2 separate regions of the Homo sapiens genome follow, and region 1 is linked to region 2. Evidence: chromatin contacts called from ENCODE Hi-C or POLR2A ChIA-PET data. All regions are on one chromosome and are shown on one strand. Each heading gives the region's core, a stretch centred on a gene start or an enhancer-like site at or near the end of the contact. The rest is flanking DNA. Distances are from core to core; before and after follow the strand shown.

Region 1 (5,136 bases), core at 1,743-4,242, 220 kb after region 2:
CATTTTTATGTGTCAGTTATATGTGTGGATAAAACAAGGACGTTTCAGTCATTCAAGGTCTCAAAAAAATTCACCTTCTATATACCTTTTATCAGGAAATCACTGGAATATATACTCCACCTGAATCAGTGAGTAAACTGTAAAAGAGACAGAGGATCTGGGAAACAGATGCTCCAGCTTAGGAGAAAGAGGAGGGCATTCCAGAGATGAAGAGGAGGAGACATCCCTAGCGAGATGTCAGCGATTCAGTGGCCTAGAAAGCAATCAATCCAGTTCGGAGCAGGAGAAACCCCTGAGGGTGTCTCCAAGGCGGAGTGAAACTGATAGATTACCTGAAGTGTTTGAACTGATTAAGAGGAGATTTACAGTTCTGTTGGAGAGTTTGAGGATGAATTAATGAAAAATACATAACAAATACTAAGCTAGAAAAAAAAAAACAAAAAGAATAAGAAGAGGAAGTGGTAATTATTAGTTCCAGGGAAACCAAAATTATACAAGAAAGGAAATTTAATTATAGCATTCCATATGATTCAGCTGTATATATTTACTACATAATAGCACTGTTAGCACTGAATATTGAGTTGAACAAAAACGGTAACTTACATTGTGAGGAAGGGAGGATGGAGGCTTATGTTGTGAGGGTGGGGCAGGGGTGGAAAGTACTGTTTTTGTTTGTCAGCCGGTAGTATTAATGTTATTTGACTTTTTAAATAATGTATATGTATTTAATATAAATTTTAATTTTTAAATAAAATTAGTAATTTAAATTATAATAAATCATTAAAGAAAGGGAATAATTCCATTTATGAAATTATATTAATTAATATTAATATTAAGAAATTATTGGCTTTCTTTATTTTTTTTTAAGACTTAGGGTCTCGCTGTGTTGCCCAGACTGGAGTGCAGTGGCTATTCACAGGTGTGATCATAGAGCGCTACAGTCTTGAACTCCTAGGCTCAATTGATTCTCCTGCCTCTGTCCCCCGAAGTAGCTGGGACTTACAGGGTCATGCCATAGCCCTCAGCCTTTTCTTTATATCTTTAAATATAAAAGCATGGGCTGGGCGCATTGGCTCACTGCTGTAATCCCAGCACTTTGGGAGGCCAAGACGGGTGGATCACGAGGTCAGGAGATCGAGACCATCCTGGCCAACATGGTGAAACCCTGTCTCTACTAAAAAAATACAAAAATCAGCTGGGCGTGGTGGCAGGCGCCTGTAATCCCAGCTACTCGGGAGGCTGAGGCAGGAGAATCATTTGAACCTGGGAGGTGGAGGTTGCAGTGAGCCAAGATCACGTCATTGCACTCCAACCTGGGTGACAGGGCGAGACTCCATCTCAAAAATAAATAAATAAATAAATAATAAAATAAAAGCATGTATATACGTATGTATGCCTATATGTACATACATATGGTTAAAAATACATATTTTCTGGCTGGGCGTGGTGGCTCACGCCTGTAATCCTAGCACTTTGGGAGGCCGAGGCAGGTGGATCACGAGATCAGGAGATCGAGACTATCCCGGCTGACACGGTGAAACCCCATCTCTACTAAAAATACAAAAAAATTAGCTGAGCATAGTGGCGGGTACCTGTAGTCCCAGCTGCTGGGGAAGCTGAGGCAGGAGAATGGTGTGAACCTGGGAGGCAGAGCTTGCAGTGAGCCGAGATCGCACCACTGCACTCCAGCCTGGGCAACAGAGCAAGACTCTATCTCAAAAAAAAAAAAAAAAAAAAATATATATATATATATATATATATATATATATATACATATATATATATATTCTGCTTCAATTTGCTCTAAAATATATATATATTTGGACTTGATATTTATAGAATCATACTACATATGCATTCTTTTGTGACTTGCTTCCTTCACTTGATTACCTTTTTGTAACTCACCCAGATTGAGGTGTGTAGCTGTAGTTCATTCATTTTCATGCAATATAGTATTCTATTTTCTGAAAACACCATAGCCTATTTATCTGTTTTACTGTTGACAGATGTTTATTCTTCTATTTTTTTCTGTTAAAAATAATTCCACTATAAATACTTTTGTATATGTGCAAAAGCTTCTCTAGGTATATACCTATAAGTAAGTGCAGTTACTAATGTGTACAGTAAATGCATCTTCAAATGTAATAGATAATGCAAACTTTTTGTTGTTGTTGTTGTTGGGGGAGACGGAGTCTTGCTCTGTCGCCCAGGCTGGAGTACAGTGGCGTGATCTCGGCTCACTGCCACCTCTGCCTCCCAGGTTCAAGCAATTCTTCTGTCTCAGCCTCCTGAGTAGCTGGGACTAAAGGCGCACACCACCACATCCAGCTAATTTTTGTATTTTTAGTAGAGACGGAGTTTCACCATGTTGGCCAGGATGGTCTTGATCTCCTGACCTCATGATCTGCCCGCTTTGGCCTCCCAAAGTGCTGGGATTACAGGCGTGAGCCACCCTGCCTGGCTGACAAAACTGCTTTTCAAAGTAGCTATACCAGTTTTCCCTCCCACTAGGAGTGGATAAGAGTTGCTATTGCTGCATACCCTTGTCAACACTTGGTATTACCTGACTTTAATTTTAGCCAACCTAGTAGTTGTGAAATGGTTTTAATTTGCATTTTCTTGACTGACATAAGATTGAACATCTTTTCATATGTTTAGAAACTGTTTATGTGTTCTCTTCAGTGAAATTCCTGCTTGGTTATTTGCAGATTTTTCTAGTAGGTTGTCTTTGTCTCATTGATTCATCACCGTTCTTTTATATTCTAGATGCTAATCCTTTGTCAGAGTTATGTGTTTTGCCGATCAACATGTTTCCTTTTTTCTGCAGATCTAATCACTCAAGGAGAAGTTTGAAAACCATTGGCCCAGGCTTCTGTTCTGTGCACCACAGTGAAACGGCCCTGTGGTTCTGCACAGGGCAGGTGTGGGTTCTTGGAGTGAGTCGCATTGTAGTTACTGACTGCTGCTGACCTGTGGTGCTTGCCTTTGCAGGTGGAACAGGAGGATTTTGTAATGGAAGGGCATGGCAAGACTCCACCTCCTGGTGAAGAAAGCAAACAGTGAGTCACAGTTTATTTAAAAAGAGTCCTATTACAGATCCTCGGAAACACTTTGGTTCAACATGCTGATAAGCGTGTTTGTCAGAGATGTATACGTTGGAGACATTGGGGAACTCACCAGTTGCTTTGGTGGCTGTTAATGCATTGCTTCTATTTATAGACCAACTAACTAGAAGGACAAGAAAGTTAGCGTTACAGTTTTTCACACTCGCCTAATCAAAATTTATGTTATGTTGTAGCAAAGGCTTTAAGGCTCAGTATGTTCCAAATTGAACTAATTCTGTTTGGTTGATTTCCAAAGAAAGTATAAAATGGTACATCCTTTTCTCAGTATTGTCTTTCTGAAGTGAACTAAACTAATAGACCATTTCCCTGCAATCTAAGTGTGAATTTATTTGAATGGTACTTTCTGAAATTCTATTCCATTTGGTTATTTACACTGCTGATCTTTGTTTAAATAACAAATTGTTTCTCTAAAGGAACAGGAATTATAAATAATATAACTTAGCCAACATTCCAAATAATTCAGGATCTCTCCCCTAACTCCTTAAGGGGTAATTGGTTTGTTGTTGGTTTTTTTTTTTTTTTTTTCTTGAGACGGAGTATCACTCTTGTCACCCAGGCTGGAGTGCAGTGGTGCAATCTGGGCTCACTGCAACTTCCGCCTCCTGGGTTCAAGCAATTCTCCTTCCTCAGCCTCCTAAATAGGACTAGGTGTGGTGGCGGGGACTACAGTTGCCCGCCACCACACCTAGCTAATTTTTCTATTTTTAGTAGAGATGGGGTTTCACCATGTTAGTCAGGCTGCTCTTGAACTCCTGACCTCAGGTGGTCTGCCTGCCTCGGCCTCCCAAAGTGCTGGGATTGCAGGTGTGAGGCATCGTGCCCAGCCAGGGGTGATTGGTTTTAAACCTGAAGTTGGGAGTCTGTTGGGTAGCTTTTTGATAGCAGTGAGTGAATTTTTTTCCTCTCTCCGTCATAGAATGTGAAAAATTGTGTTGCAGAGCAGACTGGTTTTTCATATGCCCTTTTAAAGGAAAAACAGTTAAGACTGCTTAAAGTACTGACATAACTACTATTTTTTATTCAGACATTAGTCTCCTAAATTGAATGGGCCAGTGATTATGGAATTTACCAAAAATCTATACAGAGAAACTTCTCTCATTCATATTTTTTTTCCTAGAAAATAGTTTAATTTTGGTCTGTCTTAAGAAAATTATGTCTTTAAAACCCTTAGGAATAAATTATGCAGAATGGACTATGCTGCCACGAGGCCAGATTCATTAAAGGAAAATGGCTCGTCTTGTATTTGTTGTGAATGGAAACCAGGATATTTTCACAGCTGGTTTAATTTGCTAACCAGGCAATTTTAAAAATAGCTCACAATATAAATCCTAGCTTTGCTGTATTCTATCAAATGCACTTACATTTTGCATGGGCTGATGGAATCAATTCATCTTTAGCAAATTAGAATGCCAGACATCTAGTCCCAGTAGAATGACAAGAGAAACACTTCAGGTGCTTTTCTCCGTGTCCACTGCACAGCCCTCCACCCCCACACTCTGGTCAAAGGTCTGTCATATAAAAATTATAACTCCATTTGTCGAGGGTTTTCTGTGCACAAGGTACTTTGCTTAAATATGTTTTACTCTGTCATTTCCACTCATTACACCATTTCATCTCCATTTCACTCAGAGATCAGGGTAGGTAACTTGCCCATGGTAATGCAGCTTGAAATGCAATTTAGATTTGAACCCAGATCTTACCGACTCTCTCACACCCTTTGCCATCCTTGGAAGCTATGCTCTTGAAAAATACTGTTGTTAGTAAAACTGCAGTTGTCAAAATCAAAGTCTCATGAATAAGAGGGAGTAGGCCAGGCGTGGTGTGGCTCACTGTAATCCCAGCACTTTGGGAGGCCAAGGCGAGTGGATCACTTGAGGTTGGGAGTTCAAGACCAGCCTGACCAACGTGGTGAAACCCTGTCTCTAGTAAAAAAATACAAAATTAGCCAGGCGTGGTGGCACACGCCTGTAATCCCAGCTACTTAGGAGGCTGAGGCAGGAGAATTGCTTGA
Region 2 (5,500 bases), core at 1,568-4,067:
CGAATACACAAAGCATATGGATACTCCTGAGAGAGAGAAGGTGGGCAAGACAGCCTTGTGAAGTTAAGCAGCAGAAAATCTGAAAACGAACCTGGATAGAAATCACCAATTCCTGGAAGTACAGAGAGAGGAAGGAGAGAGAAGAATCTGTGCAAGGAGTCAGTAATGGAGGACTTGAAATGAAAGGCTATTAAAGAGAGAAGATCATTCAAACAACAGAACCACATTTGGTACTGTTGGTGGTTTTGTAACTTCCTCTGAAATGGTTCCAGGAAGAGACAAGGTTCTAGGATGGTGCAAATCATATAAAGAAAGGATGGGGTATTATAAGCCAATTCAAGGATTATTTGTCATCAGGACTAGATACATGGGTGGTACAAGTAAATGTCAACCTGATGACTACACGATGGGACTAGTAATAATTTACTGGGGCTGGTGCCCAGGAAATTTTTTGCTGTGGTGCAGATGCCAAGCATGGAAAAATTTGACGAGTTATAGGCATGAGAAAGTAGATGGCGAATTTGAGAGTAACAATGTAAAATGCCAGAGTAATCACAAGAGAAATGTCTGAATATGTAAGAGAGTTTAGAAGATTTCTGCTTTACCACAAATACGGACTTCAAGAAAAATTCCCTTATAAGAACAGAAATTCCAATATATAAAACTTATTTATCAAAACACACAGTATTCCATAATATATAATGGTAAAAGCATGCCTTTTGACCCACACAATATTAAAAGCAGCAAATAACACAAGAAAGGTAGAGAAAACAGAAGGTACAACATTTTGTGGCTCACAGGATATATGAGTGAGATTATATACTTCTATTCCAAACCACAACCTTCACTAGAACATCTAAAGGCTTCATTCTAGAACCTTCATACTGCTTATCCCAAAGGCTAGCCCACTCCCCGGTTTTCATGTAAGAAATCTTGTGGGACAGGCGTTGCATGAGGTGAGGGGCAGCAGGGAAATTCGAGATGAAAGGGTGAAAAGATCAAACGAGTCCTTGCTATTCTTCTTAACAATGCTTCAGTCCACCACTTTGAGATTTCTGTGGAGAAAGTAAAGATTTGGGATATACATATACTAAAACAACTATTGGTTGCTTATCTGAAAATTAACTTTAGCTGGGCATTCTGTATTTTATCTGACAACCCTACTTGGTGAGGTGTACATTTTCTTATTCATACTTCCTGCGAGCCACAACATGTCTTAATAGTTGTTAGCTATTAAGGACTATGCATAAAAGTGACAATAGCTGGCTGGGCACAGTGGCTCATGCCTTTAATCCCAGCACTTTGGGAGGCTGAGGCAGGAGGATCACTTGAGGCCAGGAGTTCAAGATCAGCCTGAGCAACATAGGGAGACCCCTGTCTCTACAAAAAAAAAAAAAAAAAAAAAAAGCTGGATGTGGTGGCATGCACCTGTAGTCCCAGCTATTTGGGAGGCTGAGACAGGAGAATCACTTGAACCTGGGAGTTGGAGGCTGCAGTGAGCCCTGATTGCCTCACTGCACTCCAGCCTGGGCCACAGAATGATACCTGTCTCAAAAAAAAAAAAAAAAAGTAGCAATAGCTAACAACTATTGAATTATTGAGTGCCTACTATGTGCCAGACACCATACTAAGTGGATTAGATGGATATTCCACATATTCTTCCCAAGAACATTATGAGGCAGGCACTATTATCATCCCTGTTTTTAAAATGAGGAAACTGAGGCTCAGAGATGTTAAATAACTTGCTAAGGGTCACTCAGAAAACTAGTAGTAGAGAAGGGTTTGAATGCTGGCAGCCTGACTCCAAGGCTCATGTGCTTGCCTACCTTACCCAGATGGCGGCAGCACTGAGCAAGGGGTAGATAACTTCAAGTCCCCTGGAAGAATAAGAGAAAGTGAGACCATGGGGTATGAGGGGGGCAGGCCCTGAGTAAAGCTTTAAAGGAGCAGTTGAAATTAGACCCGGTGCCTTTGTTTAAGTAAGAAGAATGTGCTAGTTCTAAACAGATGCAGCCCCATACTGGGACTCACAGCTTGATGAGAAGCGCACTGGATGCATTTCAGCCCTTACTGCAACCTCAGCCTGAGGCCTTTATGCAGTGAGCAACCTGCACAACCATACATAGCAATGTGAGTTTGATGGGAGAAGGAAGACCAGTGCAGAGACAAGGATGTCGATGGAGTGCTTAGAGAACAAAGGGAAGCTATTTACTAAAGCATGTTTGCATGGTGCAGGTGATTTTCTAAAGTTAATTTTGACAGACAGGATGGGGAAAGATTGTTGAAGGCCTGAAATGACAAGAGAGACTTGAGTGGATCTGGGAGGTCATGTGACAAACATGACATTAACAAATTCTAAATGGAAAAAATGACCCTCAGAAAGTTGTGTGTCAAGGCCGGGTATGGTGGCTCACGTCTGTAATTCCAGCACTTTCGGAGGCCAAGGCAGGTGGATCATTAGAGGTCAGGAATTCAAGATGAGCCTGGCCAACATGGTGAAACTCCATCTCTAGTAAAAATACAAAAATTAGCCAGGCGTGGTGGCGGGCACCTGTAATCCCAGCTCCTCAGGAGGCTGAGGCAGGAGAATCTCTTGAGCCTGGGAGGCGAATGTTTCAGTGAGCCAAGATTGCGCCACTGCACTCCAACCTGAGCAACAGAGCGAGACCCTGTCTCGAAAAAAAAAAAAAGAAAAGAAAGAAAGTTGTGTGTCAAAAGCTTCAACACACAGGGGCCTTTGCTCTGTCAAGCAAGGAGAATAGGGTGGAGGAGGAACAGGAACACAGTAGCTAAGGTGACAGCTGCCTCACAAAAGGAAAGTCTATGGCTTGCAAAAGAGGTCGAGGAAAGCGGAAAAGCAATTGCCGAAGAGGGACAGTAAGTGAAAAGATGAGTTTCTTCCACTTGGCATCTCCCCAAATATGGCCCTGAAGGAAGAGTTGACCCTGTTACGGTTTCTTTCTTTTTCCTGTGGGGTTATTAGAGTGACATATAAGAAAAGGGCCACAGGCACGGCACAGCTTGATTTCAGCCAGGCTTTGCATGACACCCTACAGAGCAGAATGAGGACAGATAGGCTGAAGGATAACTACTTAACTGGGTAGGTTTCAAGTTGATACTCAGAGTGTTGATTAAAGGGTGGTCAATGACAACCTGGAGGAGGTCTTTAGGTAAAGAAACTGAGTTCAAAGATAACCAACTTGCATGAATGAAGGAGCCAGGATTTGAACCCAGCCCTACCTGATTCAAAAGTCCATTTTCCATTTATTATAAAACAAAAACCAAAAAGGCATGAAGTTCACTTATGAAAGAAGAGTTGAAAGATATAACCAGAGGGTTAGGAGTACAAATCCATGCCCGAATGAATTGTGATAGGCTGAGAAATTGGCCAAAGGGGGAGAACAAAAACACAGTGAAAGTCAGAAAGGTTAAATGTGAAGCCCTGCATTTTGGTTTCAAGAAACCCGTTGCAGAGGTGGAGAGGTCCAGCTTGACCATCTTCATGTTGGGAAGCACCCGGGCTTTTGTTGTAGTTATTGTTGCTTAATTCCCAAACAGCAGCGGGGTGTGGGGGCACACGATTGTAGCCCCAGCTACTCGGGAAGCTGAGGCAGGAGGATGCCTAAAGCCCCGGAGGTCAAGGCTACAGTGACCCATGATCACGCCACTGCACTCCAGCCTGGGCAACAGAACAAGACCCTATCTAAAAAAAAACAAAAGAAAACAAAAAACCAGCCAACAGTGTAACACAATTACAAAATCTTCATGTACAAATGAAGTGATTAAATCATCCTATTCTACTCAGCCCAGCTCAGACCATATCTTGAATACTGGGTTCAAGTCTAGATAATGTATTTTGTATTTTGAGAAAAATATTGAATAACTGACAGGAGACCTGAGGAAAATGACCAGGAGATCAAGAGTTGGAACCTTGTCACATGAAGGGTGGTCAAGGACTCTGGGGTTATTTCAGCTTAGAAATGGGAATTTGGGATTTGTGATTCTCATTTTCTGTTTCTTTTGTTCGTTCATTCTTTCTTTCATTCTTTCTTTTTCTTTCTTGTTGTGGTTCTTAGCACAGAATTCAGATGAAAGAGCTTTTGATTCAACGTAAACAATTCACCAAGCTGTCAGCTCACTCCAATCCCAGCCGTCCCCGATGCCCATTGTCTATCATCTCAATGAATTAGGGAAAAAGACTGACTTTCTGGGCCACTTCCAACTTTGAGAATCTAGGATAGGGGCACTATTTAATCAAAACTGGCAAGTAAAAAGAAAGAGAACTATTTTAAACAAGACAAATACAAGAGGTGTTGAACCAAACTCAAATTAGAAAGAACAAAATTTCCCAAAAATAAGAATATTATAATTCATTTGATGAAAGGAATTTGCCATATTATCCCTTTTACTGGCATTTTTTTAGTACCTTTACTTGTAAAAATGTCAGGCCCTCCCACTTTTCTGGGATAGACTTATCGAATGAAGCAAGGGGAGCTTCTCTATGGATAGATGATCACTTTTGCAAGCTTTGAGATCAGTGAGCTGAAAAAATGACCAGCATTCCAACAACAAATGAGGGCTTGGGAGCGTAAGTAAAAGTGACAGCAAGATTAAAGTAATTGTGGTCATGCCGTCCTCTGCTGACACTTTTGTGTTTTGCCCAGATGAGAATTAAGGTAGCCCAGGGCACAGGCAGTGAGGAAAAGGAGAGGGGCGCTGAGCGTATTTGCAGCATTTGTGAACCATGTCACAGCCCTGGCGAAAACAGAGCAAGAAGATGGAGGCTTTCAAATCCATGATAAATAAGCCATGCTTTCAGAGCCCAAATCAGTAAAAACAAACATTAAGTGAACAGAAGGGAAGAGGGAAAAAAAGAGAACATGAGGCCACCATAAAATCCTGGTGATATATTCCAGGGGAAATCATGATGTGAATAGAAAATGAGAAGTAAAAGAAAATGAAGCCTGGAGATTTGTAAAATGTCTGTCTGTCTGTCTGTCTCTCTCGACTGTCATTCCCATCTACCCCTGCCACCCCCACCCCGCCCTCCACCCTTCTGATGGGGTTCATTAGATGATTTCTGATTCAGGGGTGGGGGGCGGTATTTTTAATGCTTCACTTATGTTTGGGTTTTGCCAGCAGGATCCGAGGTGTTTCTGTAGACAATTGTTATTGCTTTAGGAAACAATAAGAATAAAATGAGGAAACATCAAGTGATACATCAGTCTAGCAGCAGAGTGAGGCTCGAAGTAGCATTTCCAGCGAGGTTGGTGGTCTCTTTTTGCCTTATTTTTGTTGTTTTGGATTGATGTTTTCATGGTGTCATTTTAATAAGAAAAGTGTCAGAGAATTAAAAGTGGAAGTATGCGAGATACACTTTCTCTAACTGGATTCATGGTAAGTTATTAATGTTTCAAGGAGAAAGAAAAGAACTTGGAAAAAGCAGAATATATTGTGGGGAAAGTTGATGAAGGGAAAGGTAAGAGAACTGTGACAAATG

What was found. Hi-C counts contacts between places; a loop is a spot of excess contacts on that map. ChIA-PET counts read pairs that join two places held with the same protein, here RNA polymerase II (POLR2A). Pooled maps may share reads with other maps.
Region 1: a loop to region 2 is called in a pooled map, with 3 times the contacts of the local background. The contact joins two enhancer-like sites. A Hi-C loop is called at or near these places in 1 of 50 pooled maps. POLR2A ChIA-PET finds 5 or more read pairs at or near these places in 3 of 52 experiments (PC-9, activated T-cell and naive thymus-derived CD4-positive, alpha-beta T cell).

The regions. Positions count from the first base shown.
Region 1 is chr22:40,153,124-40,158,259 of GRCh38, forward strand. It overlaps a transcript of TNRC6B not described here. Among named protein-coding and RNA genes, the nearest start is that of TNRC6B, 22 kb to the right of the region's middle. Within about 2 kb of position 2,993, at least 8 of the 41 ENCODE cell types and tissues checked have a DNase peak (open chromatin) inside an H3K27ac peak, as active enhancers do.
Region 2 is chr22:39,931,165-39,936,664 of GRCh38, forward strand. All of the region lies in intron 1 of GRAP2 (GRB2 related adaptor protein 2), which reads left to right. Among named protein-coding and RNA genes, the nearest start is that of TMA7B, 26 kb to the right of the region's middle. RefSeq lists an enhancer at 1,748-2,412. Within about 2 kb of position 2,818, at least 4 of the 41 ENCODE cell types and tissues checked have a DNase peak (open chromatin) inside an H3K27ac peak, as active enhancers do.